Regions from separate parts of the Homo sapiens genome. Here region 1 is linked to region 2. Evidence: read pairs that join two places in POLR2A ChIA-PET (ENCODE). Cell type or tissue: GM12878. All regions are shown on one strand.

Region 1 (4,000 bases), 560 kb before region 2:
AGAGACTAAGTAAATACCCCTGCAACTCAACAGTATTTATTTTTTATGCCAAATAAAGGAGGAGGAGATATTAAAACTGAAGCATCTAAAATGCTACATATGCATGAATACACTTGGATGTGTGTCCATGCCAGTAGGATAAACAGTTCAAAAGCAGATATATTGAACTCCCAAAGCCGTACTTCTAACTCACTTCCAATGCTTGACCAATACCATCCTAACACAGTTCTGCTATTTAGAAATGCTGCCTGTAATAATACAATAACAAAACCAAACAAATCCTACTGTTAGGAGAGCTCCCCTGGGGTCACCTGTTCCAAACTCTGCCTCTGGGCAATATCCACTGTGTTTGGGGACCATTGTACAGTGACAACTGGCTATGTTGTTTGTAAAGCTGTCCAGGGAATATAATTACACAACCAATTCCACTACCTTTAATTTCTTACAATCAGGACATTTCCCCTTACATCTTCAACAAATCTCTCCCGGTGGCAATTTAAGCCCATTTTCTATTATTTGGCACTCTGTGCAAATGGAGAACAGCTGCTTGCTTACCAGTCTACCCATAACAGACAGCTTGGCTCACACACAAGTAAGTTCAAAAGAACCAAAATGAATTGTGTGCCAACCTCCCTCCAAACCATCCTAAAATGGCTATAGCATAGTAGGTCCTCAATGGAATCATTTAATTCTTCAAAAGGAGTTGACACCTAAGAGCACCTTATGAAACAAACTATGAGGCTTGTGTTGTCATTTTAGCACCATTCAGTTATATTATGTGTCAGCATTTATTTCCAGAAATATATTCACACTTCAGTAAACTGTTACAGCCTCTGTATACTATGTTCTTGTCTATGATATTGCAAATTAAGTATCCTTCCTTTGGCTACCCTACCTTGCTAGAATAACCTTTTTCTTTCCTGGTTTTTCTAATTCCTCTGAATTGTAAGCATGGGGGTTTTAAATAGTGTTTTGTGTTTTCTTCCTCTTTCCAGATTAATTAAAAATCCTTACCTGCTGAGTATGGTGTGCCTCTCTTTTTAATTCCCAATCCAAAAACATCAGCTTCCAATGTGCAATTTCTTTATTTTATACAAACCCTGATTGAACACGAACTATGTTCAAGTCCTTCTGAAGAGAGCTTTTTCTGAGAACTAGAGGTTGGGATGCGGGGAGTGAAAAGGACTTCCTCTACATGAGAACTAATTTGGGTAAAATTTGAATGATTACAGCACAAATGGATTTTAATTCTGGCCCCAATGAGATCACCCTGTCTATGTATTTTTCTGCCTTTATCTTCTCTCATTAAATTATTGGTAAGAGAACATAATACTCTCTGGCTTCAAGTTAGCCCACTGAATATTGTGATTACTAGGGGTTATAAAAAGAATAGTGACTGCCGATTCTCATTAAGTTAAGCAATGAGCGATGATAACAGCAGGCAACAGTTTCACAATCAGTGCGACTAAGAATCTGAAGCAATAGTAAAAGCCAGCATCTATTTTTAGTAGATTCTGATTGAATTGAAAATGTGAGGCAGACCTTAGAAAAGGCAATCACATTTTGCTGCCATCTCAGAGAAGGGAGCTTAAGGGAAGGAATCTCATATTGTTTTCTATCCATTCATCTCATCCTGTTGCCTTCATTTCTACAAAATTTCCCAAACATATCTATTTCACACTTTCCTCTCTAGTACCATCCTAGTCTAAGCCACTGCCATCTTTGCTTGTACTAAAACAACAGCCTCCATTTCTTCTCTGCTGCTTCCACTCCAGCCTCTCTACCACCCATTCTCAAAAAAAAAAAAAAAAAAAAAAAAGCGGAAGTGGAACTGTAAAATGTCAAAGAAAGCTACACTGTTTTGTCAAACCTTCCAAAGGCTTCCCATAGCTTTTAGATAGAATCCAAACTCCTTAATGTGCTGTATAAGGCATTATATTAACTCAGACCACACCCCTACCATGCTTTTGCCATGCTTCAGTCACTGTTATGCTAACAGTGCTGCTTCTGTCATTTTAACCTATACTGTGTCAGGAAGCTCTGAACCTTTTATGGACTTCTTCCAAGTTAGCTATGAAGGACTGCTTACAATAGAATATCTATATATCTATCTATGTATCTATCTATCTATCTGAAGTGATATGTGTTATAATTATATCAATTATATATATATTTATCTATATAATTTGTACTTTCTGTGTAACACTACCAACATGTAGAGTTCAGAGGTCCCTAAATTTCACCACTGATCACCAGCCAATTGTGACTAAGACTACTTAGATTATCTGTATAAATAGGTTTTTGTTTGTTGTGGGGAAAGGAGGTTGTTTTTATTTCTTTATTATAAAATATTAGTTAATGAAATCTCCAGAAATAAAACCGGACAGTTTTTGTTATGGACCATGACTTAAATGTTGGATTATGAAAAATAAAATACATGTGTAAATATTAGCTTGCATGAGGTAATCATAAATTCTAGCAAAATTTTTATTATAACTTACAACTCCCGAATTTCAAAGGGCATGCATGACCATCCATGGGAAAATCCACCAATCTCATGGGACACTCCGCACTTATGGTGAGTCTATGATGAAAAATGCAATTAAATAAAATCAACCCTTTTAAAGAATAATTGTGACTTTAGATTCTAAAATAGGAAGGAAGGGAGGGAAGGAGGAAGGAAGAAGGGAGGGAAGAAAAGGAAGGAAGGAAGGGAAGGAGGAAGGGAGGGAGGAAGGGAGGGAGGAAGGGAGGGAGGAAGGGAGGGAGGAAGGAAGGAAGGAAGGAAGAAAGGAAAGGAAAGAAAGAAAAGAATAAAAAAGGAAGGGAAGAAGTAAAAAAAAATATTACCTCATTGTGTATAAAATAGTACCATTTCTCATAATTCTAAAAAGCTTATTTGGAGCTGTCATATTATGTGAGACAGATTTCTTTCCATTCCTGAAGAAAGTATCAGGGGTCCACACTTTCGTTACCATCATATTGTTCAATCTCAAAATTTCAATGGGGCCGTCATATTTTAATCTTTTGTCAATCCATGTCTGCCTGAAGAACACATCCATTGTGTATTCCTAGGACAATTATTTTGGAACATATTTAAGTTGCAAATGACTACACATAAGTATGTGAAAATAATGCATTAAATTCTGTCTTCCTTCATGCTCATAAAAAAATACCACTCCAAATAAAATTAATAGGAGCAGGAATGATCTTGAATCAATGGAGCAAAAAGATTCTCAGCAATTAGAATAACTTTTATCCATCTTGATACCTTCATCTTCTACATTCATAAGATAAATAAATTACCACACATACTAATAATTTAATAATAAATTTGCTATAATTTAAGAAAACTGCCAGTACCAGGTAGTTACAATTGTGTTTTACTTTAGACTAGATAGCAAAAATCAGTTAAAGTGTAAAAAATATCATGCACAATTAATCGTGTAATTGTAGGCATTTTAAAGACAAAATAATATGTGTAAGAGATATTTTATTTTCACAAAGTTTATTAAAATGAGTCAAATAACTCAAGGGTTTCAAATTACTAGGAGCTTTAAATCAATGAATAAACTAAAGTAAGTTTTTTGTCTTGCAAACTAAATATATTTAATATAAGAGAGCACAACTGTATGGATGAATTCTTCCTGACCAGTGCTTCGTATTCTAAGCTCTTAAACATGAGTGAGAAGGAGGCAGAAGGGCTGGGATGGGCAGCAAGCAATTAGATCAACATGAAATACTAAATATAATGAAAACTATAAAATAGTGTACACGACTAGTTCATACTGAAACTAATTATCACCTCTAATTTTCTCCTCCTCAATAGTTTCCTAAAGAAAAAACAGCCGGGCACGGTGGCTCATGCCTGTAATCCCAGCAATTTGGGAGACTAAGGTGAGAGGATCACCTGAGGTCAGGAGTTCGAGACCAGCCTGACCAACATGGAGACACCCTATCTCTACTAGAAACACAAAATTAGCCAGGCACGGTGGGGCAT
Region 2 (4,000 bases):
AGTCAGGTCATGTGGTACCTCCAGCTTTTTTTGTTGTTGTTCTGGATTGTTTTGGCTATTGTGACTTTTTTTTGGTTCCTTATGATTTTAGAATTCTTTTTTCTAATTCTGTGAAAAATGACGTTGATATTTTATAGGAATTACGTTGAATCTGTAGATTTCTTTGGGCAGTGTGGACATTTTTAACAATATTGATTCTTCCAATCCATGAGCATGGGATCTTTTTTCATTTATTTGTGTCATCTACAGCTTCTTTAATCAGTGTTTTGTACTTCTCCTTGTAGAGATCTTTCACCTCCTTGGTTAAACGTATTTCTAAGTATTTTATTTTGTGTGTGTGTGGCTACTGTAAATGAGATTGAGTTCTTTATTTGGTTCTCAGTTAGAATGTTATTGGTATATAGAAATGCTACTGATTTTGTGCATTGATTTTGTGTTTTGAAACTTTACCAAAGTTGCTTATCAAGTATAGGAGTCTTTTGGAGGACTCTTTAGGGTTTTCTAGGTATAAGAACATGTCATCAGTAAACAAAGATAATTTGACTTCCTATTTTCCAATTTGAATGCCTTTTATTTTTTTTCCTCTTGCCTGATTGCTCTGGTTGGGACTCCAAGTACTATGTTGAACAAAAGTGGTGAGAGTAGGCCTCTTGTCGAACCGGAACAACGGTTATTAGGGGGAATGCTTTCAACTTTCCCCCTTTTTTTATGATATTGGCTGTGAATTTGTCATACATGATTCTTGTTATTTTGAGGTTTGTTCCTTTGACACCTAGTTTGTTGAGGATTTTTATCATGAAAGGATATTGGTTTTTATCGAGTGTTTTTTCTACATCTATTGAAATGATTATGTGGGTTTTTGTTGTTGTTGCTGTTGTTGTTCTTTTTGTTTGTTTGTTTGTTTGTTTGTTTTTCGAGACAGTCTCACTCTATTTCCCAGGCTAGAGCAGAGTGGTGCGATCTCAGTTCACTGCAACCTCCACCTCCTGGTTCAAGCAACTGTTGTGCCTCAGCCTCCTGAGTAGCTGGGATTATAGACACGTGCCACCATGCCTGGGTAATTTTTGTATTTTTAGTAGAGATGAGGTTTTGCCATGTTGACCAGTCTGGTCTCTAACTCCTGGCCTCAGGTGATCTGCCTGCCTTGGCCTCCCAAAGTGCTGGTATTACAGGCATGAGCCACTGCGCCCAGCCTAGTTTTAGTTTTTAATTCTGTCTATGTGGTGAATCACATTTATTGATTTGTATATGTTAAACTATCCTTCTGTCTCTGGAATAAAACCATGTGATCATGATGGATTATCTTTTTGATGTGCTATTGGCTTTGGTTTGCTAATATTTTATTGAAGATTTTTGCATCTGTATTCATCAGGGATATTAGCCTGAAGCTTTCTTTTTTGTTGTTGTTGTGTCCTTGCCAGATTTGGGTATCATGGTGATGCTGGCTTCATGGAATGAGTTAGGGAGCCCCTAATCTGACTCCTCTGACTTGTTGGAATAGTTTCCGTAAGATGGGTATCAGCTATTTTTTTTTGCACTGATGAGAAAATTTGACTATAAATCCATCTGGCCCTGGGCTTTTTGTTGTTGGTAGGTCTTTTATTAATGATTCAATTTCATTTCTTGTTATTGGTCTGTTCAGGATTCCATAGCATCTGTAAGTAGCACTGGATACAGACATCTGATAGGGTAGGGACAGGGAGGGAACCATGCAGTGGAAAGAGGGAAAGGCTTAGTCTTAATCAGGAGATAATGCTGGAATTAAATCTTCAAGAATGAGAAGATGCTAGGCAAACAATAAAGTGAAAAGAATGGCTGGCATTTCAGGCTGAGGGAGCAACATAGGCAAGAGCACAGAGGCCCAAGACTACAGTGTATTTGTATTGTTCTATGTGGCTAAGTATGTCTGGAATGTAGGTGAGCAATAAGGCAGATCATGAAGAGGCCAGAGCCTGAAGGGCCTTGTGTATTTTGTTAAAAAGAAACATTTATCCTGAAGTTATTGGGGTTAGTATTAGAAAAGTCCTTCCATGGAAATTTTAGATGGTCTTCATGAAAAGAAGTTAGGCAGCTGCCCCTCTCTCATCAGAAACATTCTCATAAGCCATCTCTTAGGATGAGTCCTTTTCAAGGATCATTTCCTCTAGCTGCTGACTGTGAATAAAGTTTCCTCTTGTAAATGTCAGAATCAGGGGCTGCCATTTTTTCACCTGAGGTCAGATCTGTCTTAGGGTGCAGCCTATTCAGCTGTCCTCTTCCCACAGCTGGGCACGCTGACTCCCTGATGAGCTCAGACTTGCCCCTAGCAGGATGTATTTGGTTTATGCGGTGGAGAGAACAGGAAGGAACTCTAGTCTACACTCTGTGGTCTGGAGCATATAGCACTCTGCAAAGAATCTGGCCCAGTGCATGTAGTTAGATTTTTAAAAAACTGTATGAGAACACTGTTGCCACAGAAATTCTGATCCTGTGTCCCAATTCTGATAGTTTGTCTAGTGTCTGAGACTCCGGCTCTTGCTACCTCAGAACTGTTTGCTCCTGTATCATCTTGACAAGTAGTTCAAAATTTCTGGGAGTGGAGCCATGGCCTACTTTTGTCAGCCTCTCTTTTCACCCTTTGGATATGGTTCTTCTTAATAGACACATTCGAGCATCATTTGCTGTGCTGGGCACTGAGTCTTGTTCAGAGCACTTACCTAGTTCCAAGGCCCTATTAGCTTTCTGCCTATCCAAATTGTCACTTTTCCCTAGGTTTCTGGGCAACATGTTTCCCTGCCCTTTGATTCCCACTTGTGATGGCTCCTCTGATATCCGTTTGCTTTGAAATTTGCTGCTTTATTTTCTGACTATCATGACCTGACTGCCAAAGTGGCCTCCCTTCTGGAATCCTCAGATTCTGCCTTCACTAGTGATTGGAGGGGCTTTTGTCTACTCTATTCATGTCCATCCTGAGAGCTGGCCTCAGCCATTGGCAGGGAAGCATTTAATAAGAGAATCAGCCTAGGTAGATACAGTGATTTTCTGTGGAATTATTTTAATACACTAAACTGGCTCCTTATTCTTTTCCTGCTTTGTGGCCTGTTTTCAAAAATTAAGCACAAATTGAGATGCTTAAGCTACCTGTCTATATGACACCTTCTTTGATCTTCATGCTCTAAGGTAGAACTGACATCCTCCCTATTTGTGACTACACTGTATGCTGAATATCAGATTCGTATCATACTATCATATTTTTACTACTCTTACATGTTTCTACCTGTATTACCTCCTCTTAGACCACGGGAGTCCAGACTGCATGTTTGTTTTTCTATTTCTAGCATCTGGGTTGGAGCGCTGGGCACATAGTAGATAGATGTTTCATGGAAGCTGTATGTGACAGCCAGTGCCTCATACAAAACTCTGAAGGTACCATACCGTAAGTGCCAATTATCAGACACAGGTAAAATACAGGACATTTTTGGAATTTGCAGTAAGTGCAATTAATATAGAAGCTGAACTTTGTCTAATGGTGGTACCTCAAAGTGATTTAATGGTGAAAAATAAGGATTTCAGGGGAAAAAATCTTAATACTTTCTGAGGAACTTTGGAATTGATGATTTCATGTGTTAAATTCTTTCCTATAAGGACTCTAGGGATAAGAAAAAAAAAATGCCACATTGCTGAGGACTGGCTGGTGCTTACTTGGGAATGCTAATATGCAAATGTGAATGTTGAGACTTCATTTCCTCATCTGTAAAACGAAAAAGCTGAATTAGCTTAAACTCAAGGATGCATCTGGCTTTTACCATCTCTTCGTACACAGGCCTGTGCATGTGCAGGAATATAAACATATATCTGTTAGAAGAAAGTGCTTTACAATGTATGGGAGTGAAATGATAAATCTGTCTTTCTCTTTCTTTGTAGTATGAAACCTTATTTGAATAATTTTTATTTTATTTTAATTGTAATTTCATATAGCAAGGTTATATTAACAACTTTTATATATGTAAGGAACAAGCAG

The links. ChIA-PET counts read pairs that join two places held together with the same protein. Peaks named below come from ENCODE experiments on the same cell type or tissue, not always from the same donor. Only the 100,000 strongest peaks of a DNase experiment are listed, where the experiment ranks them.
Region 1: POLR2A ChIA-PET joins it to region 2 with 10 read pairs; 3 of 35 experiments call an interaction of 5 or more read pairs at or near these places.

What each region holds. Positions count from the first base shown.
Region 1 is chr4:46,974,560-46,978,559 of GRCh38, forward strand. GABRA4 (gamma-aminobutyric acid type A receptor subunit alpha4) reads right to left here. Exons shown (of 9, transcript NM_000809.4): 4 at 2,851-3,071; 5 at 2,502-2,584. Among named protein-coding and RNA genes, the nearest start is that of GABRA4, 17 kb to the right of the region's middle. In GM12878, no CTCF peak of the experiment used is centred here; DNase peaks (open chromatin) are centred at 1,670 and 1,942; H3K27ac peaks cover 814 bases.
Region 2 is chr4:47,529,562-47,533,561 of GRCh38, forward strand. All of the region lies in intron 5 of ATP10D (ATPase phospholipid transporting 10D (putative)), which reads left to right. Among named protein-coding and RNA genes, the nearest start is that of ATP10D, 46 kb to the left of the region's middle. In GM12878, no CTCF peak of the experiment used is centred here; a DNase peak (open chromatin) is centred at 2,320; H3K27ac peaks cover 1,421 bases.